Linked DNA regions of Homo sapiens: all the other regions are linked to region 2. The links are chromatin loops, found by intact Hi-C in ENCODE. Cell type or tissue: HepG2. All regions are shown on one strand.

The links. Hi-C counts contacts between places; a loop is a spot of excess contacts. Peaks named below come from ENCODE experiments on the same cell type or tissue, not always from the same donor. Only the 100,000 strongest peaks of a DNase experiment are listed, where the experiment ranks them.
Region 1: a loop joins it to region 2, with 7 times the contacts of the local background. A loop is called at or near these places in 2 of 110 quality-filtered maps.
Region 3: it touches region 2 in a loop (4-fold over the local background); 3 of 110 quality-filtered maps call a loop at or near these places.

The regions. Positions count from the first base shown.
Region 1 is chr6:168,298,001-168,306,000 of GRCh38, reverse strand. It overlaps a transcript of DACT2 not described here. Among named protein-coding and RNA genes, the nearest start is that of DACT2, 18 kb to the left of the region's middle. RefSeq lists a silencer at 3,198-3,452 and an enhancer at 4,349-5,337. In HepG2, no CTCF peak of the experiment used is centred here; DNase peaks (open chromatin) are centred at 3,190, 3,830 and 4,200; H3K4me3 peaks cover 1,500 bases.
Region 2 is chr6:168,197,041-168,205,040 of GRCh38, reverse strand. No RefSeq gene overlaps it. Among named protein-coding and RNA genes, the nearest start is that of DACT2, 120 kb to the left of the region's middle. In HepG2, a CTCF peak has its summit at 3,480; DNase peaks (open chromatin) are centred at 3,490 and 4,230; H3K4me3 peaks cover 1,061 bases.
Region 3 is chr6:168,261,826-168,269,825 of GRCh38, reverse strand. It overlaps LOC101929420 (a long non-coding RNA gene), which reads right to left. Exons shown (of 5, transcript NR_110870.1): 5 at 7,248-7,914. Among named protein-coding and RNA genes, the nearest start is that of DACT2, 54 kb to the left of the region's middle. In HepG2, no CTCF peak of the experiment used is centred here; DNase peaks (open chromatin) are centred at 3,655, 4,745, 5,105 and 7,555; H3K4me3 peaks cover 1,140 bases.

The DNA of each region.
Region 1 (8,000 bases), 100 kb before region 2:
GGTCTGTTCTCTGTGCACACCACGAGAAAATGCAAGCATTTCCCAGGGGTCAGAGCAGACAGATTCAAACACCCATTGAGCTCGTCTGTGTGCAATTTCACCTGCCCTTCCTGAAATCTGCTTCCTAACAGAAGGCCAGAATCTTCCTCAAGCTTTCTAAACACCTGCATTGAAATTTAAAAGGATGATTCAAACCCACTCATGGATGGGGGTGTTATTGTAAAAGTTAATTCACAGGGTATTTTATAAAAATGACAACATTTTTATAATGAAGCGTGGCTTCTCCAGGACCACTTAGCAGGTGAGGCTGTGACGACAGCCCCGTAGCCTGAGTCCTCGTCCTCACTGAGGACTGTGGGCGCAGCCTCAGTCCACGCATGTTTTTGTAGCTACCGGGCTGAAGACGTGGCTAGGAAGTTCCATTGAGTCACACATTCTGCTCACTCATTGGTGCTTTTCGCAGGAGCTTGAGTGCACTCTCCAGAAAGTGCAAACTTCCTGTTCATCCTCCGTGGTGACCTAGCTTGTATCACAACTCTAGGCAGCTCCGACTCCGTGTTGCAGGCCAAGATCACAGGGAATCAGCCCATAAGGAGAGTGAGTGCAGTGGGTCTGGGCTCCTCAGGGTTTTCTGACAGTGCCCGTCTTTTAGAAAGCTAGGCGTGGTTTCCTAGACATTCAGCTTCCAACCTGCAGCCCGGAGGGGTGCATTCCAGCCAAGCGAATTCCTTCCTGCTCCGCACAGTCCTGCAAGCTGACCAGGAGAACCATGCAGACTCCAGACAAAATGCAGCCGTTGCATCGGGGGCAGGAAGGGTCCTCAGTGATCTGACAGTCCAAATCAATCAATCAATCAATCGTTCTCCTTCCCTTGTCTCTCCATCCTCTCTCTCTTCCTCAATAATGTGCTCTCTGGCTTTTGCTTTCTCTCTCTCTCCCTCTCTCATGCTCTCTCTTTCTCCCCCATTTTAACTGTGGAGGCCCAAACATGCATTTCAGTTTGCCTGAGGCCCAAGGCCTTGCCAGTGCTCTTCTACTCTCCAGTAGCTTTGGAGTAAAGAAGTAGAATTCTCACAGATTCCATGGGGGTCCTCGGAGGGTTCCCTAGCCCTCCTGCCCCGTCTACCCGGCACCCTGGCTCCTTGCCTCCGCTCAGTGTTCTGCGGGACCAGGCAGCCCAGGACAGGAGGACAGCTCTGTCTCCAGTTCCCATCCCGCCTGGCCTCCTCATAGCCTGGCTGAGTCGGCTTCCTCCTTCATCAAATGAAGCTGATAGCTCCTCAGGATTTGGAAGGAGGCGTAAGCTGGCAGTTTGAAAATGGGACCCACATCTGTCTGTGCTCCCCACAGTAGGGGCAAGGGGTGAGTCGGCCCAGGTTATGGCCTCCCTATAGTGTGCAGAGTTGGTGAGCCTCCCTGACCCATCTGCAAACATCGCCCAGGCACCACCAGGAAGAGCGGGCAGATGCCACGTGCAGGCCCAGGGCAGATAGCAGCCTGGGGAAATGCTTTAAAACACAGTTAACAATTAGAACGCCAGTCATAAGAAGCCCGTTTTTGAGAGGGCTGACGACAGGGTGCTGATGGGCGTGGCAGAGTCTTAAGCACTGTGAATTCAGAGAACAGGGATATTGCAAGAAGGCCAGGTGGCCCAGGCAGGCGCGCAGAAAGAGGATGGATGGAGATGCCCTGTGGTGAACATTCGTCTCCTGAATGTCTTATGTTCTGTGCATATTTTTCCTCTAAACAGACATAATTGTAACCACTCACACAGAAGCAGAAATGAACCAGGAAGCCCACTAAGGCAGAGCGTGGCCTGTCATTTGAGGGGGTGTGATTGATTAGATGACGGGGGCAGACTTCAAGTGCGTTGGAAGACAGAGGAGCTGTTTCCCTCTCTCTCAAGTGATTAAAAAGTAGACAATGTAGAATTTGACTTCCGGGGTCTTTAGAACTAACTTCTAGCATGCTTACAATAAAAATATTTTAACAAAAATAAAAATAACAGGATAAAGTTGCTCTTTATCCTTTCTATCCTAAAATATCCTATCCTCTTCTATCCTAAAATGAAAGGATAAAGAATTAAAGTTAAGCTAAAGTAAAAAATATGTCAGGAATTCTAAATTATAAGAATTTGTGAAAGATTTAATTATAATATTAGGGAAAATGTCCCAACCTACTTTAGCAAATCATACGTTATCATTGAAGAAAACAGAGCGTATCATTACTGATCAAATTCAGGAATATAAGCGGGCACCCCAGCAAAGTTTTCTCTCTACATCCTCTTGCTCCAGCTTGTAGAATAATTAAAGCCTGTCTTGGTCCATTTTGTGTTGCTGTAACAGAACTGGGTAATTGAAAAAGAAAAAAGGCTTATTTGGCTCATGATATGCATGGCTGGAAAGTTAGACAGGCAGTGGCATCTGATAAGGCCTTTATGCTGCTTCTACCCACGGTAGAAAGCAGAAGGGGACCGGGCGTGTGTAAAGAGACACATGGTGAGAGAAGAAGCAAGAGACAGAAGCCGAGGAAGCCATTCTTTTAATCACCTGCTCTCTCGGGAACTAGGCCATTCCGCCAGAGCGAGAACTCACTTAGCTCTGAGGGACTGTGTTGGTCTATTCATGAGGGTTCTGCCCCCATGACCCAGAAACCTCCAGGACCCACCTCCCAACACCACCACATTGGGGATCAAATTTCAAATTTTGGCAGAGGTTTTGGTGGAGACAAACCACACGCAAACCATAGCAGAGCCCTCTTATGACAGAATCCGAGGTTCTGTACAGTTACTGGATCCTAAACGTTAAATACATAAAGCCTGATGGAAAACGGGAGCGCATCTGGAATGGATTTAATGCCGTCCCACCTTACGGGTCAAGTATGTATTTAATCTCTGCGAATAAATGAAAGATCAGTGAAAAAAGGGCAAAATTATTATATAATACAGATTTCATGTGGCTTTAATGTGATGGTGCCTAGTTTTTAAATGGTTGATAAAAAGTATATTTATTTTTAAAGATTAAAGTCCACAAGAATTTGTTGACTGTCTTTTTCAATCACTTGCATAGTTGGCCCTGCTAGGCTTTGAAATGATGCTGTAAACTGGGCATGTTCACACACCGCGGCCCTCAATCACGTCACATGGGCCCCGCCACTATCCAGCAGACACAGCCCTTTTCAAAGGGGGCTTGTCTGGTGAAAGCCATACACAGGGTGTGTTCTTTCATTCACTCAGTTACCAAATGTGCTGAGCTCACTGGGTGGCTGCCTGTGCAGTCAAGGTTGGGCGGTGCAGACAGGAAGGGGCTCCTCCCCTCCTCTCCTGAGCACTGGGGCTCCTTAAGGCAGACTCATCCCTCCCTCCTGCTGCAAACCCTTCCCTCACATAGCCTTGGGCTCCTGAATCCCACTAAATAAAATCAAGCTATTGCATAGTTGAAATGTTTGCTGGTTCAACTATCCAAATTATTTTTACCTCAATTGAGTTAAATGCTGCTGCAACTTTTATGGCCTGGAGTAGAAAATGCAATCACATCAAAAGGTGCCCTGGAAATGATAAAGAATTATGAAAACAGCCCTCTCTGAAAACAGGTTATGTATATAGCAAGAGCAGTGGTGGGTAAATGGTCCCAAAAATATGGCTAAGAGAAGAGGACCATGGTTCAACATTCCTTACACATTTGGGGACAGCATTGCATTTGGGGGCCCAGCTGGAGCAGAGTTTTAGCTCTCTGCTCGTGGAAGTAGAGCATGGCTGTAATACCACAGCTGCTGACTCAGCCCCTGCTGCCAACCGCTGGGAGACCAGACCCAGGAAAGGATAGACAAGCTGGCTAATCAATAACCCAAGGACAGCAGAGTCCTACCTGACACTGGGCCTTCCTGAGGAGACGGAAAGCAGTGAACCTCTGTAAAAGCTTAGAGGTAAGCGGCGGTGAAGCTGGGCAGTGAGGAGCTGGATGGGGGTCGGGGAAGAGGCAGGCGGAGGGAGTGGGGAGAGGAAGACAGGCGAGTGGAAGGAAGAAGAGAGAGAGATAGTGCAGGAGCAATCCAGGGAGAAGAGCGGGCCCGGAGCCGGGAATGAAGCTGGACAGTCACCAGGTGTGGACTTGTGGGTCATCCCATAGCTCCCAGTTCCACCTGGGACAAGGGGAACAGCCACTGCCGGCTTTGAAGTGTGGAATAAACAAAGGCCGCCGGGTGTGGACAAACAAAGGTTGTTTATTCAGGGCTTGCCGCAGTGAGTGGGCTGGGCAGGCAGAGATGCTCACAACAGGGAAGCTTCCCGTGAACACACAGAGCCCCAGCTGTGCCCTGTTGGAGGCCAGGCTCTGGGGACACCACAGCTCTAATGAGAGGCGGGCATCCTGGGGGCGTATCTCGCCTTCTCTGGTTGGTCCCGAGTGGAAGCAGGGACAAAAATTAGGAAGCTGTCAGGACTGATCAAGTCTTGGCCCTCCGGAGCTGATTGTCACAGAAGTTACTGTTGAGCTTCCTGGGCTCTCACTAAAGATGGCAATGTGGCTCCCTGAGAGCCTGACCGGGCCACTGGCCTCCTGGGCTGTGTATTGCAGAAAAGGAGTCGGCTTTCTGGGCAGGTGTGGGTCAGAGTTCTGCTTTTAGATACGATCCAGCCTTGGACCCTTGTGTGTTCGGTTCCTCAGAAGCAGAGGTGTAGGGGGAGAATGTAATTACATTTGTGTTTTAGAAAGACCCGTTCTCTGGGAGGCTGAAGTTCCAGAGAAGGGGCCTGGCCCAGGGTCTGGGCATGGGGACTCCATGCCTGTGAGAGAGGCCCACACAGGCGGCTGCCACAGGAGGATGCAGAACTCCAGGCTGCTCGGCCTCCGGAGGCCCCGGTCGCTGGCCGCTGTCACAGGCGACAGCAACAACGGGCTCCAAGAAAACCGGAGACTCTTCCATGGCGCTTCTTCTTCATCCCCAGCAAGAAATGAGAGTTTTTGTTTTGTTTTGTTTTTGTTTTTTGTTTTTTTGTTTGTTTGTTTGTTTGTTTTTTGAGACAGAGTCAATCTGTCGCCCAGGCTGGAGTGCAGTGGCACGAACTCAGCTCACTGCAACCTCCGCCTCCCAGGTTCAAGCGATTCTCCAGCCTCAGCCTCCCAAGTAGCTGGGACTACAGGCACCTGCCACCACGCCTGGCTAATTTTTTATATCTTTAGCATAGACGGGGTTTCACCATGTTGGCCAGGATGGTCCCAATCTCCTGACCTCGTAATCCACCCACCTTGGCCTCCCAAAGTGCTGAGATTACAGGTGTGAGCCACCACACCCGGCTGAGAGTTCTTACTGAAATCAGAATATTCTTATAGAAATAATGCTCTAGTCAATCTTTTAATTTCTATTTTTGAATTTTTAATTCCACTTTATTTCTGTTTTTCTTTTGGCTACAGTCTCCTAAGCAAGGGCAGGGCACACACCGGGACAGAACAGCAAATCGATGACTTTAGTCGCTAAACTAAAGCTTCATTCTCCTTAAGAATGACTCTCCTCCATCGCCACCCCTCACCCCACTTGAGGACTTATCTGGAATTTCAAATGTTTGTTCCTGCAAATGCATCTTCCATCCTGGGTGACAGGAAGTGTCTGGTTCCATGACGATGAAGCAGCCACAAGGCCTCTCTGTGTCAGTGCTGGAGAGAGAGAGCTTCCTTCCTCCTGTCCTGGACCCCTCCTGGAGGGACGCTCCCAAGGCTGAGATGACACAGTCATTTCCCGCATGCTGTCTAGCACTGACCCACCCATCGCCCTTGTCCTGGTGCTGGTCTGCAGCAGCAGTGAGGGGGACCCCTTTGTGTGAGGGCTGCACTGGCCATCGTTCAGGAAAAGGCAATAGAGCCTCTGCAGTCTTTGAACGCCCTCGGTGCCTCCAGCGCATTGGCCTTAGGACAACACTCCTTACGGGGGGTCTCTGAAGTCTGCCCGGAAGACACTCTTCCAGCCCACCGGGTCCTGCAGCCAAAGTGCATGGTGTCCCCTGGCCCTGGAACAAGTCTCTGTGTGACCCTGAGGGTCCCTGTAGAAACAGCCACATGGCCCCTCCTTCATGGAGCCCAGCGTTCCTTGTTGATTTTCGGCTTTCTTACCTGGCCTCCGCTGTCCATCCTTGAGGTGGGCTGGTGCTCTAGGGACTTCCTGCAATGACGGGTTTGTGTTGGGTACAGAAAGAAGCTATTGTAGAACCGTCCGACGATGGAGCCTTCAGGGACGCGGTGGCCCCGGAGCACATGGTGACATGCTGGAGAAGCTGGGCAGTGCCCAGGAGTTGGCACGTGGGGACTCGGTTCGCTGAGTTCGCTGAAAGCAAATCCGTGTTTTGCATGAGCGGCCTGTGTGTCTGCTGGCTCTAAACCTGCCTTGTTTTGTCCAGCTGTGGCTGGGATCTGTGACTCCTTGGAAGGCATTTCACCTCACTCAGAGTCACAAAATTCAAGCAATGACAAGAACAGTGCCTGGAGTAGAATACCATTTAAATTTTATTTATATTCATTTATTCACTGTCAAATATCCTTTTTATTTAACCAAATTTCAAACTGTTAGAAACAGTGGAGGTTATGGAACCCAGAGTCAGGCAGATCCTCAGAGTTTGTCTTTATTTGCAGCTGTGAGCACAGAACTCACGTATGTTCATCTCAGAAAGATCACAGAAGCACAGGTGCTTAGAAGAGCTGACACCAAGCATGTGGAAGGAATTTAACTTCTTCATGTATTGGTACAACTGAAACAAATTATGCCTAAGCTGGGGAGACCTGCACCAGCTACTGGATTGGTTGAGGAAGATGAGATAATATGATACCCTATTTAATAGGAAGATTATTTTACATATAATTTTCCACATATAATTTAGGGAAAATAGTAATTTATTAAAGGACTCTCAGGGACTTGTAGTTGAGAAAATGTTAACTATTTGGGTTAAGGGACATGTTCACTAACTCTGAGATTTATAGCATAGTTGTGAGTGGCTGACATTTACTATCTACTATTTATTTTTAACGAGTATATATGATTAATAATTAGTATTTACAAAGTACTTCCACAAAAATCTTCTTCTGGTGCCCATGACAATCCTGTGAGGTAGATATTGTGGGTATTTTATATCTACACTATATTTTAAAGCTAAAAGAACCAAAGCCGAAATGAATAGTTGGCTTGCTCAGGGCACCCACCCAGCCAGCACGTGGAGGTGTCTGAAATTAACCTCAGGCTTCTTATTTCCAAAACCAATCTGTTGCCCAAGGTCCCAGCTCACAACTAGAGCAGAAGCCTCTTTGAACAGATCACAGCTTATGTATGTATTCACGTGTAATCTCCACAGTAGCTACGCTAGGTCATTGCATGTACATGAAGGTACGTGAAGGAATGGATGGAATTATCTTACATTAGGGAAGATGCTAACCTCCCAGCTGAATTTTGGCGTTAGCATGACACTTAGCATCTTTCTTGGCTGTTAAAATAAAGCATAACAGGGTGGCAGGAGAGGATGATATACCACCACTAAATACAGTTGGATCCCAAAGGTGTGTACTTGGCCTCTCTGTTTCTATTGGTTCATTGCCTTTTTCTTATTCAAAAACATATTTAAAATTTTGAAGTATTTAAAACAAAAAACAAATGCAAGTACCACATACCCATTCCTCATGCCCTCGCCAAATGGATCTGGGGCAAGTTAGAATGCTGCTCCATTTCCTTCAAATAGTTAATTTTCAAACAATAAGTAATGTGTAAAAACTGTATCTAAAGCCTCTCCCTCCATCACAGAGTTAGCCACAGCTCTGAAGTCAGGACGGATGTCTGCTAAGTTTGCCTATATTTACCTATTTTTTCCTATACTTATAGGTACATGCGTGTACCTGAAACACCGCCAAGCATCCTTTTACATTTTCATGCTTTGAATAAATGTCATCATTTTTCCAATGTGTGTGTTCACTCAATATTACATCAGGATATGTGACAATTACCAGGAGAATATTTACTGAGCTCTT
Region 2 (8,000 bases):
TCTGAATCATTCCGCATTTGGACCTGTGTTTAAATATCTTTCTGTCAAAATTTCAGTCATGCTTACATCGAACAATTCTCAAGGCCGAATCCATGTTGCAAAGAAATCTTTCAAAGAGATGTACTATCTGCTGCTGTCTTTATTCGAGGCATGAATCGTGAATAAAAGGAGAGTCCATTTATTTGCAGCAGGGAGCCACCACACAGCACCCAGTTGGGGACACAGTAGTCAGAGGTTATCAAGGTTCCCAAGTCCTTCTACCCATAACCTAAACAAACAGAGGAGTTTTCTAAAACACAGAAAAGTTACAGTATGTTGGCTCCTGTGCGTGCATGTGTATGTGCGCACACACATGTGCATGTGGGAGGGGTGTGTAGGGGGGGGGATGGTGCATGCATGTGTGGGGGTGTGTGTGTGTGTGTGCTGGGCTGCTTTCTTTATTCTTTGGCCAGGCTGCTCTTTTTAAATCAATAGAGGGAAGGAAAGAGAATGATCAGGTCTGTTGGTAATGAAAACACATGTGAGCACCAGGAAACAGCTTCTGATTGAATTCAGATGCTTTAATCAATAATCATCCCCACCAGGAGGCACGATCTTCTGCTGCAGAGGTGTGGAGAGGAGGTGTCACCGTCCTGCCCCGTCAGGGCCTCCCTGCTCCTGCATCAGCCAGGGCACAGATGTCAGGCCAGAACCGAGGTGCCGCCATCCTGCCCCGTTAGGGCCCCCCATCCCCCTGTATCCTCTAAGAACCATCATTCTACTCTCTTCTCCTATGCATTTACCTTTTATAAATGTCACATATAAATAAGATCATGCAGTATTTGTCTTTCTCTGCCTGGCTTATTTCACTTAGTATAATGTTCTCCAATTCCACCCATATTGTCACAAGTGACAGAATTTCTTTCTTCTTAAAGGCTGTATAGTATTCCATTGTGTATATATAGTAACATTTTCTTTATCCATTTATCTGTTGGCAGACGCTTAGGTTGATTTTAGAATCTTAGCTACTGTAAATAATGCTGTAATGAACATGGAGTGCAGATATGTCTTCAACATACTGATTTCATTTCCTTTGGATATATACTCAGAAGTGGAATTGCCAAATCATGTGGTTGTTCTTTTGTTAATATTTTGAGGAAGTTTCATGCTGTTTTCCACAATAGCTGTACTAATCTACATTCCCACCAACAGTCTACAAGGCTTCCCTTTTCTCTTCATCTTTGCCAACATGTTATCTTTTTGATAACAGCTCTCCTAACAGAAGTGAGGTGATATTTCATTGTGCATTTTCTTGATGATTAGTGATGTTGAGCATTTTTTCATATACCTTTTGGCCATCCATATGTCCTTTTGAGAAACGTTTGTCTTCTTTTGAGAAATATCCATTCAGGTTTCTTGTTCATTTTCTAATCAGATTATTTGTTTTCTTGCCACTGAGTTGTTTGAATCCCTCATATATTTTTGATATTAACCCATTATTGGATGCATAGTTTGCAAATATTTTATCCTGTTCCACAGGTTGTCTCTTCACTCTGTTGATTATTTTCTTCACTGTGCAGAAGCTTTTTAGCTTGATGTAATCCCATTTATCTATTTTTGCTTTTGTTGCCAGTGCTTTTAGGATTCATATTAAAAAAATTCATTGCCCTGGCCAATGTCATGGAGGTTTCTCCTTGTGTTTTCTTATAGTAGCTTTACAGTTTCAGTTCTTATGTTTAAGTCTTTAATCCATTTTTAGTTGATTTTTGTGTCTGGTGTGAGGTAAGGGTCTAATTTCATTCTTCTATATGTGGATATCCAGTTTTCCCAACACCATTTATTGAAGAGACTGTCCTTTCCCCATTGTGTGTTCTTTGTTGAAAGTCAATGAACTGTAAAAGCATGGATTATTTCTGGGCTCTCTGTTTTGTTCCACTGGTCTATATGTATGTTTTTTGTGCCACTGCCATATTGTTTTGATTACTATAGCTTTAAAAAACTGTTAGAACTAACAAACAAATTCAGTAAAGTTGAAGGATAAAAAATCAACACACAAAAATCAGTAGCATTGCTGTATACTAACAATATATTTAAAAAAGAAATTAAGAAAACAATTCAATTTACAATAGCTAGAGAAATACTTAGGAATAAGTTTAACTAAGGAGGTGAAATATCTGTACACTGAAAACTATAAAACACTGGTGAGAAAAACTGAAGAAGTTTTTATAAAAAGATGTAAAGATATTCCATGTTCATGAATTGAAAGAATTAATATTGTTAAAATGTCCATACTCCCCAAAGTGATTAAAGATTCAATGCAATCCCTAACAAAATTCCAATAACATTTTTCACAGGATTAAAAAAAACCCCTTAATTTCTTATGGAACCACAAAAGACCCCAAGTAACCAAAGCAATCTTGAGCAAAAACCACAGAGCTGGAAAAATATCACACTACTTGAATTCAAAATACGTGGAAATTAAACCATACACTCTTGAACACCACTGGATCAATAAATCACAAAGGAAATAGCAAATCCCTTAAGGAGGCCGCGACCTGAGCCACAGGGTCCAGGTAACACCTTGATCTTGTACTTCTAGTCTCCAGGACAGAGACAGGAAGTTTCCATTGGATAAGCTGCCCAGTTCATGGTACTTGGTTGTGGAGGCCTGAGCAAGCCAGGACAGACCTCAAGTGCTCAGATATGCTCTGATCTCTCCTTTCCCTCCCCTAGATTATCCCTCTCTGTGTTAGCTCTCTTCTGAGACCACGCCTCTCTTGTCCCTGAAAAATGGCAGGACTACATCCTGCTGCTTCACTCAGTTCACACCAAAACCCCAGAATTAAATCCTGATTCTGATTAGTCTAACTTGAGCAAAACATTCATGGCTGAACCAAACCCTTTCTTCAGAGGATTCCAGGCTTGACCTCTTGCTTCCCTGGAGATGGAACCCGAATCCATTCCACTGAACCTGCATGACCTGAGAGTGGGAGCAGGAGGAATCCCCCAAAAGAAGTCAGGGGCTGCCAGGAGTCGGATTCGTGGAGGCCAGGCACCAAGAAGCCACACGTCCATTGCAGTGCAGGAAGGTGGATTCACAAAAAGGCAGGAATCTTGACTGAGGTACCACAGCTGTATTCACATTGCAATTGAAGGACCACTTGGGACATGGAATTCCAGGGAGGCCACCTAGGTCTGCCACCCACATTCCCCTCTTTCTTCGTGGTAACTAAATCAGTATTCAGCTGTCAGCTATGGAAGGAAAACGGTGCCTGAATATTCCAGTTCTCTTCCATTCCTAGCTTACCTGATTGACCCAAGTTGGGTGGGGGTCTTGGGTTTGAGGCCTCCCCACGGGCCTGTGGAGAAGAAGTTTGGATACCAGCAGAGACAACTTGGTCCATATGCGTCTCTGAGAGGAGGGCATCCCCCGTCCACACGGGCGAGGCAGCAGGTGGCCACCTGGCTCTGAGCTCTGAAGCCTCGCCTGAGTGCTGAGGTCCTCTTGTGGCCATCATAAAAACAGGCCGAGTCCAGATGAGGACAACAGTAAACAAAAATACATGCAAGACTCCACAGCCAGCAGGGGCTTTTGACCTTTGGCCACACAAAACTGCCTGTCATTTTTGTACCTTCAAAGATAAAAGGCCACATCCCTCCCTTGGGGGGTCTCCTTCACAATTTGTTCACAGGGAAATTCCTTGTGGGCCCCACGATCTTTACCCTAAAAGAGTTCTGTTGAATTTCACCCCGACAATGTAAATTACCAGTTTATCTTCACAGGTACAGGAGAAAGACGGGACCAGGAGTCATCCCTCCGCCCACCTGAGACAAATGCCTATTAGTGCAGGTTCACAGAGTGAGACAATGTGTAATTGACTATTCCTCTGCTGCCTCCTATGTAAAATGTGGATTCAGTGAATGCTGATCAAGGCCTCGAAAGAATACAGCCATTGCCCCTTTTTCCTATCCCCTCCCAACTTTTTTTCCCTCTTTCCCCTACTGCCTTCTCTTTCCACTTTAAATATTGAAGTCCCCAAACCCTGCTTGGACAAAGCAGAAATCTCAGATGTTCCTGTGGTTTTGTGTTCCTTTTTCCCAGGCACATCCTCAGTCTTGGCAAAATAAACCTCTACATTGATTGAGACCTGTCTCAGATACTTTCTGTTTATGGTAGGTTACAACTGTGCCTTATGATCTGTGCACCAATGGTTCATTTCCGATACGTCATCGTACTTGCAGCAGGATTGCCCAAGAAGGTCAAAGGGCCTTTGCCCTGGGCTCAAGGGTAACCTGCAATGTTTTGCATTTTTCCAGGAGTTTGGTGGGAATAACTCGGACAGCCCCGTATGGGCCTGGCCTGGCACTGTGTCAGCCGCATCCCTCCCACTGTCTGCCTTAGACTCCTTGGAGTCGTCCATTTGCTTCTGTCCAGGACTGTCCCTCAGATTCAGAGCTCACAGCAGCCCAGTTGCCACAGCCCTGCCTTAGGAGTGTCAATGAAAACAGCCAAACTCTAAAATATTTGGAGAGATTTATTCCGAGCCAAATGTGAGTGACCATAGCTCGTGACACAGCCCAGGAGGTCCTGAGAACACATTCCAAAGGTGGTCGGGGCAAAGCTTGGTTTGTATGCATTTTAGGGAGACAGAAGACATCAATCAGCACACATGAAGTGTACGTTGGTTCAATCCAGAAAGGTGGGACAACTCAAAGGGCAGAGAGGGCTTTTAGGTCATAGGTGGATTCAAAGATTGTCTGATTGGCAATTGGCTGAAAGAGTTTATCCAAAGACCTAGAACCAATAGAAGGCAGTGTCTGGGTCAGGATAAGGGGTTGTGGAGACCAAGGTTCTTATCATGCAGATGCAGGCTCCAGGTAGCAGGTTTTAGAAAGAACAGATGGTTAGTGTTTCCTATCAGACTTAAAAGGTGCCAGACTCTTAGAGGATTCTTTCCTGGATCAGGAAAAAGACTTGGAAAGGGAGGGGGGTTCTCTAGAGAATGTAGACTTTCCCCACAAGAGAAAGCTTTGCAGGGACATTTTAAAATATATCAAAGAGGCTGGGCACAGTGGCTCATGCCTGTAATCCCAGCACTTTGGGAGGCCAAGGTGGGTGGATCACTTGAGCTCAGGAGTTCAAGAGCAGCCTGGGCAACATGGTGAAACCCTGTCTCTACCAAAAATACAAAAACTTAGCCAGCTGTGGTGGCACGCATCTGTGGTCACAACTGCTTGGGAGGCTGAGGTGGGAGAATTGCTTTAGCCCAGGAGGCGGAGGTTGCAGTGAGCCAAGATTGCACCACTGCACTCCAGCTTGGGTGACAGAAAGCGACCCCATCTTAAAAAATAAATAAATAAATGGTAATAATAAACATCTGTCAAAGAAATATATTTTGGGGTAAAATACTTTGATTTCCTTCCTTTCTGAGGCTGCTTAAGACCCCATCGTATGTGTGAACTGCACCATGTTAATCCATCCACCCACCCACTCGCCCACCTATCCACCCATCCACCCACCCAGGAACACGGGGCTGCTTCCACCTTTGGCTGTTGGACACAGGGCTGCGGTGAACACGGGTGGACAGACATCCTTCGAGTCTCTGCTTTCACTTCTTTTGGGTCTACGCCCAGCAGTGGAATTGCTGAGTCAAATTGTCATTCTACATTTAACTTTTTGAGGAGCCACCATCTGGTCTTATGCACCGTCTCGCAGCCTGTGTAGCCCAACCTCCAGGCTGCCTCTCCGTGAACACTGAGAAGCTTAATGCCACCAGGAACGCGCAGTGCTCAGTGTGGGTTTTAACTTGTCTCAGTTGACGGAGGATTACTTTAACTCAATGCCAGTTTTGACTGCACAAGGGGGCCTGCCCTCTTCCTTTCTCTCCGGCATGGAGACCCAGCAGCTGGGTCCCGGCTTCTCCAGCCCCAAAAGGCCTGAGCCACTGCCCTGGTCCATCCCCTGGTGTGGCGGCTAAGGAGGGCACGTGGATGAGCTGCACCACCGGGCCCTGGCCAGGGCCTCCACCCCAGAATGTCTCAGGGCGGGGCCGCTTCCACTCAGCACAGCCATCTGTACTTTAGCGATGTCAAAGAGAAGCCACCAAGCTCAGCAAACACCCTGCCTGCCTTTCACACAGGATCCCTGAGCGACACCTGTGCTGGGAGCGAGCCCTCCTCTGAGACAGCGACACAATCAATCCTCAGCCTTTTAGTCCAGGAAGATATGTCCTTAAGGGATCACCTCCCCAGGTGTCTGACGGGGGTTGCAGAGCAGCACCGAGGCCTGTGTGTCCATGGGCAGTGTGGACGAGTGGAAGAATTCTAAACTCCCAGAGGATGCCTGGGGTGAGGCAAGCCCTGGGGGTGAGGGAGAAGGGAGCACGGCCAACTTCTCTACCTCTTTTCCGTGCATCCTCTGCAGGCAGCTCTTGAAGGCAGGAGCTGAAGGCTTAGTGCTTTGCAGGACCAGCTGTGATGGTCACTGGCAGACAGCACCAAGGGACCTGGGCACAGGACTGAGGGAGGCCACTGGGCAGGGCTGAGGGAATCCCACGAGGGCCACCCGCACAGGGGGTCCCTCACAGACCCCTCAGCCCTTAGAGTCCCAGTAGGAGGGTCTTCCAAAGAAGTGAGGGGAGACACCAGAGGTGATGGTCAGGGCATGCACAGCACATGAGCTGTCACCACGGAGGGCAGCTGCCGTTTTGTGGGAAGGGTGGGCAGTGCTCCAAGTGGGCTCCTCCCTGGCCACGTGTACCTCCATTTCCCCATCTGAAAAATGGGCAAGACAACAACAGCCCCTTCCTCACAGGGTTGCAGCGGGGATTATCCGAAAAGCACACACTGCCACTTGTAATGAGTGAAGGGGCCAACACACCACAAGCCATGGCACCTCCAGCCAGCTTCCCTTCTGCAGAAAATTCACAGGACATGAGACAAGGGAATCAACCCAGTCCCTCTCCTGCTTTCTGAGGGCAGCTCTCCCTGAATGCCGGTTATCCGGTTATAATAAGATCGGTGAGTCCCCTCAATCACAGAAATATAAGAGACCATGGACGCCACAGGGCCAGTTCTCTGCTTTGCAGTCTTGCAGTGGGCAGCAATGCTGAACACCATGGAGCAGGCTGAAATACATGCGCACTGAAGCCAGGAAGAGGCTGATCTGTTCCTGGGATTCCTGGACTCAGCAGGATGAGGAAGGGACCACAGCAGAAGCTCCTTCCCACCCTCCCCACCCCCACAGGCCCTGCTCGGGTGAAGGGGTCACCAAGCTGCTGGGGCCCTGCTGGCCCCCAGGCTGGCTGGGCTGTGGCCTGTACTTGTGAGATCTCAGAGAGTGGGTTATTCATGTCACCATGGAGGGTGCAAATCTGCAATGAATCATGTCGTCCTCAAGAGCCTCCACCCCCAGATCACAGCGAGAAGCAAGTTTGTTTGGTCCACTCACTCAGCTCACTGCGGCTGAATCATCTTCACCTGCTCAGGTAGCATGGGGTCCTCAGGTAGATGCTCACCATGTTCAGGTAGCACGGGGTCCTCTGGTAGATGCTCACCGTGTTCAGGTAGCACGGGGTCCTCAGGTAGATGCTCACCGTGTTCAGGTAGCACGGGGTCCTCAGGCAGATGCTCACCGTGTTCAGTTCCACCTGATGCATAGGGAAGGGGCTTCCAAAAGGCAGAGGGGTGGCATGGACTTGCCAGGGTCTGGTGTCTCTGGTCTCCTGGCAACATCTTGCCAGCCCTTAAGCTCACCTGGGCATTCACAGCCAAGCACAACTGGAGGCCATGCGGCCCATTCCCAGGTCCAGCCTGGGCCTGTGCCCACGGAGCCCCTGGCTGCAACCGCATTCCACTCAGACCCTTGCCTCCCTGCTCCTCCCCTGCGTCCTTTCTTCTTGAAGCAGCTTTTCCTCCCCACGCTACCTCCACGTGGTTTCTTCTTGCAGCAGCTTTTCCTCCCCACGCTACCTCCACGTGGCTCCAAACCCGGTGGGAGAGTTCCCAGCATCGCTCTATGC
Region 3 (8,000 bases), 65 kb before region 2:
GAGAACCAGGGAAGAGGTAGGACAATTTATTAGGACAGTGTTTTTCCTAGGGAGGGAAAATAGGACCCTAGGAAAAAGAATCACAGACCGTCACACATGCTGCCATACGGCTGGCGAGGCTCCCTCCAGGAGGCACAGCACGGGTGTCAGCATGGACACGGCTCCCGCTTCTCAGGACCGCAGCCTGCTGCCCGCAGCCTGCCAGGGAGAAGTGGGAACCAGGGAGGCCGGGCACAAAACACCTCGCCCGTGTCCCTGGATCTGGGGTCCCGGCATGTTGTGCGGATCCTTCTAATGTTAGCTGTAATTGGCTCAGAGCTTCCACTTTCCTGCCCCAAATCAGCAATTCCTCATGTCCCCCATAATCCTCCTGTCCCCCCTAACACTCATGTCCCCTCAACCTTCATGTCCCCCATAATCCTCATGTCCCCCCAACCCTCATGTCCCCCTAACCCTCATGTCCCCCTAACCCTCATGTCCCCCTAACCCTTCACTCTAGAATTTGGCCACATGCTTGACAGACCTCTCCCCTCAAGTGCTTCCTGAGAGCCCAGCACACCCCAGGGACCCTCACCCAAGGCCTCCTGGGAGATCCAGCTCTTCCTTCCTGCATCGCAGTCACCAGAGGGGCTGGGGGCTCCCTCACCCTCCTGGAGCTTGGGTCCCTCTCACTGTCCCTGGGGCTGGGGTCTCTGTCACCATCTTCAGGGCTGGGATCTCCCTCACTGTCCTTGAAACCTTCTGCATCAGCTCTACCTCCCCCTGGTCTCTCTTCTGTCCCCAGGCAAACTCCTTGAAAATTGTGTCATTTTCACAGCCCACGTTTCCTCCCTCCCATTCACTGTTTGGTTTTGCCTTTGTGTAATGAGTTTTAACCAAATAAGCTATGCATAAACATCATGACTCCACCACTACAAATGGCTTCAAGTGTGGCAGAAGACCAGGAATCCAGCACCTTGTCATCCCACATAAGAAGTGCTAGGCCCTGTAGGTCCTTCTGGAGGGACTCCCCTCTCTCCCCACCCCCAGTCCTGGCTGCTGCCCTCAACTTTCCACTGATCTTCCCCAGCCTAAGCCCTGCCCTTCTAGGCCAAGGACTGGACACTCATTGGCCATGCACAGTTCTGTTGATCAGCATTTCCCACACTTGTAAATTTGGTCTTTTGATGTTCGACATTCTGCTGTCTCATTTTGGTTTTAACTTGCGTTTCCCTAATGACTGCTGACGTTGAGCTCCTTTTCATGTATTTGCAAGCCGTGTGGACAGCCTCTCTCGCGCTGTTTCTGCTCAAGTTCTCTGCTGAGATTTTCTTTTGGTTTGCCTTCTTACCAGTTTGCAGGAAATCTTGTTACATTCTTGGTGTGTGGGTATTTACTGAATGCATGGACTGCAAGTTGCCTTCACTATGCGGAGCTTGCCTCTTCCTCTCCTAACAGTGTATTTTGATGAACACAAATTATTAATTTTTCATAAAGTTCCATTTTTTTCAAACTCATTTATGATTAGTGCTTTCTTTGTCCCATTTAAAAAATCTTTGCCAAATACTTTCACACTGTTGGTGGGAGTGTAAATTAGTTCAACCGTTGTGGAAGACAGTGTGGCAATTCTTCAGAGACCTAGAACCAGAAATACCATTTGACCCAGCAATCCCATTACTAGGTATACACCCAAAGGAATATAATCATTCTATTATAAAGATACATGCAAATATATGTTCATTGCAGCACTATTCACAATAGCAAAGACATGGAACCGACCCAAATGCCCATCAATGATAGACTGGATAAAGAACATGTGGTACATATACACCATGGAATACTATGCAGCCATAAAAAGGAACTAGATCATGTCCTTTGCAGGGACATGGATGGAGCTGGAAGCCACTATCCTCAGCAAACTAACACAGGAACAGAAAACCAAACACCACATGTTCTCATTTATTAAGTAGGAGCTGAACGACGAGAACATGTGGACACAGGAAGGGGAACAACACACACTGAGGCCTGTCAGAGGGGACAGAGGGAGGGAGAGTATCAGGAAAAATAGATAATGGATGCTGGGCTTAATATCTAGGTGATGGGCTGAGAGGTGCGTGAAACCACCATGGCACATGTTTACCTATGTAACAAACGTGCACATTCAGCACTTGTACCCAGAACTTAAAATAAAAAATAATGTTTAAAAATCTTTGTCTGCCCATCTTCTTGAAGACAGGCCTGTGTTTTCTTCCTGATTCTTTAGTGTTTTACCCTCCACATTTACACCTTCAATCTACATGAAATCAACTTTCGGAATGGTAGTTTGAGGCAAAAGAAAATATTTATTTTTCCCCTAAAAATACACAATTGATCCAGCCCTAGTGTTTTTGAAACTGTCTTTTCCTCAATCTGTTGCAGTGATCACTCTGTCATATATTAGGGGACGTGGGGGGTCTGTTTCTGGAGTTCTGGTTCCCTGCCTCGGATCTGTTTGTCTGTCTTCTAGCCTGCATCACGGAAGAGTCTGACTTCCGACCTTGTGATCTAAGATCATTTATTGTCTGTAACTGGCCCTGTACATTTCAACATGCATCTTCAAATACTGGAGTCACCATGTCAATTTTAAAACGTGTGTCCCTCTCCCTGTCCCCTCCAAAAAATATCACCTGTGGATTCTTTGGAGGGATTCCACTGAATCTGAAGGTCTGTTTCTGGAGAATTGGCATTGTCAAGTGGTCGAGGGTCCATGTCAAGTGGTTGAGGGTCCCGCAGCAGCAGCAGCTGCTAGGCTGGGTGCACACACTTCCAGAGATGTGCCTGGCCTGGACACGAGAGCACCTGTGGTTTTAACATTTATTGCACACACCGCACACAAGCAAGATGGCATGCTGCAAGCTCTGTGTCTCTGGTCCCACAAGACAACACGGAACCAGAGCCCCCCCCGCTTCACTGTAACCAAAAACCAGGTGAGTTGCTCGCCGCATGCAGAGTTCCATCAACAAGAGTGAGTTCTGATACAAAAACAGTGAATTTACTCTGAAGCTATAACTTGGGGAAGGGGCACAAGACATCCTGCCTTTAAATGTGCTGCTTCACCTTTGCAGCAGAAAGTGAACTCTTTTTTAAGCTAAGGGCAGGGGCCCTCTGCTAGCCTGGTGCCTTATCTACCAGACATCTGAGGTGGCACCTTCTTGGTGACTTGGGCAGAAATAAGTTGTAAAGGTGGCCAAAGGGGCTTGCTTTCGCAATGCGCTTCTGGTGGAGGAAAATCCGGGGCAGCTAGCTGGAAGGGATGCTTTCCTCTGCAAATCCGGAGAGAGCTGTCTGGGCACACAGGGTTAGAAGAACTTGCCCGCGGGGAATGTCTGGTGAGGAGGAGGTGAAAGGCTAGATTTGCATTTCTGAAGGGCTTAATAGGAAGTGAGCAACCAAGGAAAAGAAGAGAGAGAGGGAAAAAATTATAAACCACCTCTTAGAAAAAGGGGGGTACTCAGTTACCCCATGACTGCATGAGCAGCCATAGGCTCTGCTGTCGGGAAGTCCCCCCATTCTCCAGCAGCAGATTGGAAGCCTGCAGCTGTCTCCTGCGGGGTGAGGTGGAGACTCCCACCCTCATTAAAAGCAGGAGGCTACTCCTCCCACAATGTCCAAGGGTCACACGCCACTTGCTATGACCAGCCAGGCAACGGCAAGCCTGACCTGTGGCCGATGTGGGTTCCTGCAAGGGTGTCAGGTGCCATGGCAGAGCCAATCCCCTACGGAGACCCTTCTGCACTGGTGAAGCTTCCATCCTCTCTGTCTCACCTGTCCCCCACTCACAGTGACCTTCCAAAGTTTGCTGACAGCGGGTCAGTCTCCAGACACAAAACATCTTTAATGTGCAGCTCCTAACCCCATCAGGTCTCCTCCAACAAACCATCACTTCTGATCCATGGAGAATGTTAAATCCTAGTATAGATTTGAATCCACTTAGGTCGCGTCTATTCCAGGACAATGGAAAGAAGGGTGGGAAGGAGAGTGAAGAATGAATTCCAGATGTAGCCATCCCATTGTCGGGTTTTCACGCATCCACAACCACCAGCCTGCACACTTTTGCCTTTAGATTTGGGGCATTTGGGAAAGAGCCTTGGTCTTCAGATCTCCGTCTCCTCTCAAGCCACAGAGAGCAGGTGGGAGCGGAGTGCCGGGATGCACCGACCAGGGGTCCCACAGAGGCTCCGGTGTGTGATGGGGGGGGGCCGCAGCGTTTCCTGATGTGCCCACATGTTCCTCACCATGTCCAGCATTGTCTCGGGTCAACATCCTTCATGATCCACATGGGACAGTCGCAACCAGAGCCCCTCCCATAACACGGAGCCTGAAGCTCCTATCCCTGATTTGAGACGGCCACCTAGTGACGTCTCTAGCCCTGGTCTGCTGATGCCCAGGGGGTCTTCGTGTTAGGAAGGGAGGATTCTTCCAGAAGCACAGTTCTCTGCCTTCAGGAAAAAGGGGCTGAGAAGGTAATAAAGCATAAAATGCAGTGTAAAGGTGCAGGAAAGCTTTGGGATTTAAAACAGAGGGAGAATTGGAGGAAGGATGTGAGCCAGGGTGTCAGTCCAGCGCCTCCCAGGAGGATAGTCGCTTGGCCTGGGGGGTGGGCCGGGCACCTCGAGCTCCTTATCTGGCTCAGGTGGGCCCATCCCTAATCCCCTAATCAATCGGTGTTTGAAGAGACAGTTTTCCTGCATGCTATCTTCCCAAATGCCTTCAATTCCACAGCACTTCGGTAAATATGTTTAGCAATCCTCTCATCCAACCAGCATGTCAGGGCTTGGCACACAGGGGCAGGGACTGCCCAGAGTATGAGGAGCCTTTTTACATGGCCTGTCATGTAGATTTTAAAAAATCACTTGAGGTGGAAAGTGCTATATGGTTTCCAAAGACAAGTCCCAACACCTGACCCTTTCATGAGCTGGAGGCGGATCTGTCAGGGCACCGGTGGTTAGGAGGCGAGGAAGGAACGGAGGCCTCTTCTCCGACCGTCTGCATGTGCCACGAACAGCTGTGAGTAAGTCAAAATAGACAACACGCAGGAAAACAAAGTCAGCCCCACAGTTTTGTGACTGCTATGGGGAGAGTCACGTGGCCAGAAGCCAGCGGTGTACTTTGGACAGCGTTATGCGTTCTGGGGCCTGTTTCATCACTTTTTTTTCAGTTATCCCTCACGTTTTTAGAATTTTTTCCCCTCCTTTACAGTATTCTAAGTGTGGAGGAACATTTGTGTTTTCTCTTGGTGGTGAATGCACACGTTTCAAGTAATTTACAACTTAAAATCCTGGAGACTGGGGAGGGAAAGGGCTGAGGACAAGTGGGCTGCGGGTGAGGGGCGCTGGTTCACGTGGGCGCCTTTCGGAGAATCCCAACAGCACTAACCTAAAGTGTCTGCATAATTAAATTAATGACTTTTAAAATGTTGGGGAATATATTGCTTATTACAGTTTTTTTCTCACTTTAACAGTTCTAAGGGCCCCAACACCTCTTCTTAAGAAAGTTAGTTCGGCTTCTCTGTATTAATATTTAATATCCAAGCCAGACAAATATAGTTTATAAATTTAACAGAAAATTTAACAACTTTATAATTATAAATCTAAGGAACTTAAAGAATCACAAAGTAAAAAACACTTGGATAATAAAAATGGAGTAAAACAAATTTACATTTAATTATGTTCACATCTAAAGAGAAACATTACAAGGGAATAGGTAGGAAAAATACGTTTTTAAATATATTTTGTTATTTTAAAAAAATACACGTGTGTATTTAATTACAGCACTGTTCTCAAAGTGTGGCTCAGCAGAGAGCCTGGTCTTAGACCCTGGGAGGATGTTCAGGTCCCACAGATTGTTTCTAACAGGGAGATGGGGGCTGGGGGGCGGAGGAGGAGGTTCAGCTACTCTGAAGCTAAATATACATCAGTTTGGGAATAAGAGATGCAGAAAAACCAGAGCTTGTCTTGGGCTTTCTTCTCCACCTGGCAGTGATCGTCTGCAGCAGCCCACAGAAAGGCCTCAGGCCGCAGACAGACTTGAGGCTCTATCCCGCCCGTCCCAACCCCCAGCACCGGCGTCTGTGCCGTTCCACGCCGGCTCCTGCTGCCAGCCGAGCCCTGAGGTGGGGCGCGGTCTCTGAAGGCACCAGGCTAAGGGGCTGGAAACCAGTGTCCAGTGCCCACTCTCCGCGCGTGTCTTCAGCTTTTCAGGGGAGTCTGTGCCCACAGCTCCACCTCGTTGGAAGCATCAGGCAGTTAGAAATCAGCCTTCGGGAAGGCTTCGTCAGTTTCCTTCACGGAGAGAACCCAGGAGCCTGGTGCGCCTGCCCTCTGAGGCTGCGGCGAGCTTTGCGTCTGAATTCCTTCTCCAGCGTGAGACAAACCGCCCGCTCTGTGCTGCTTGAAGGATATTTTTCAAAGTGAGGAAACTGAGGCCACGCGTCATGGTGTCATAATCCACCAAACACATTTGTCGGACGGTTTTCCTTTTCGTCTTAATCTCAAGGAACGCATATTTACAGCTCAAGTGCAGAGCTGAGCCTGAAATGCAGGCATCACCCACCTGAGGCTCAGGCCTATTAAAATATGGACACTGCTTTGCACTTTGTTCGTTGTAAGGAGTCTCTTTCTAGAAAATAATAAGCTTGTATTTGCAAATACAGATAAAAGGGCACTTTGGGCTTTAAGATGCTGGTAAGTTTTAGTGGCAGAAGATGGATTTGCCCCAGTCTGGTGATTCCAGACTGTGGGATCCGGAATCAGGAGGCCCTCCCTTCCTGCAAGGTGAGTCCCTCTGGGCCTGGGGCCAGGACTCGGCAAAGTGTCAGCCCGTGTGACCAAGGACTCTGAGGAGAGCCCAGCGGCGGAGCCCAAGGCTGGTGTGAGCCCAGGCTAATTTTTTTTTTTTTTTTTTTTTTAGACACAGTCTCACTCTGTCGCCCAGGCTGGAGTGCAGTGGCGTGATCTTGGCTCACCACAATCTCTGCCTCCCAAGTTCAAGCAATTCTCCTGCCTCAGCCTCCTGAGTAGCTGGGATTACAGGTGCTCGCCACCACACCCAGCTAATTTTTTATACGTTTAGTAGAGACGTGGTTTCACCATGTTGGCCAGGCTGGTCTTGAACTCCTGACCTCAGGTGATCAGCCTACCTCGGCCTCCCAAAGTGCTGGGATTACAGGCATGAGCCACCATGCTTGGTCTCTTTTTTCTTTTTCTTAATTTTTTTTTTTTTTTTTTTTTGAGACAGAGTCTCACTCTGTCACCCAGGCTGGAGTACGGTGGCACGACCTCGGTTCACTGCAAACTCCGCCTCCCGGGTTCAAGTGAGTCTCCTGCCTCAGCCTCCTGAGTAGCTGGGACTACAGGCACCCATCACTACACCCGACTCATTTTTGTATTTTTAGTAGAGATGGGGTTTCTCCATGTTGGCCAAGCTGGTCTTGAACTCCTGACCTCAGGTGACCCGCCTGTGCCTTGGCCTCCCAGAGTGCTGGGATTACAGGCATGAGCCACCGCGCCTGGCCCCAGGTTAATTTTTAACATGACTGTGAACTCTCAGAGACTCCTGAAGAATAAACAAAAGCCTCTCTCGCCTCATTGTCCCCGAGGGAGAGAGCCCGGTGCCCTGCGAGGGAGAGGCTGAGGGTCCAGAGGAAACGGGAGGCTTTCCACGGCCACTGCAAGTGTTTGCTTTAAACAAATATTTCAAAAGTCAAGATCCCGAGAGCAGCCATATGCCTCCTTCTGAGGACCCATGAGTCTCTTTCATCTGCAGTTTATTCAGTGGGACTTTGGCCTTCTCCGACTTCTGAAGGTCAACCAGCCGAAGCCAACACACCCTCTTTACATTGACTCACAGCGCAGGCCAAGTCCGCTTGAGTGGAACATGCTTCTGAGAGTGAATTTCCTGGAAGGACGTGGGAAAAGGGAATTTAAAGAGGAAATTCTCATTTTCTTTTCAGTGTTTGAACTCAAGTAAATAGCCACAATTAT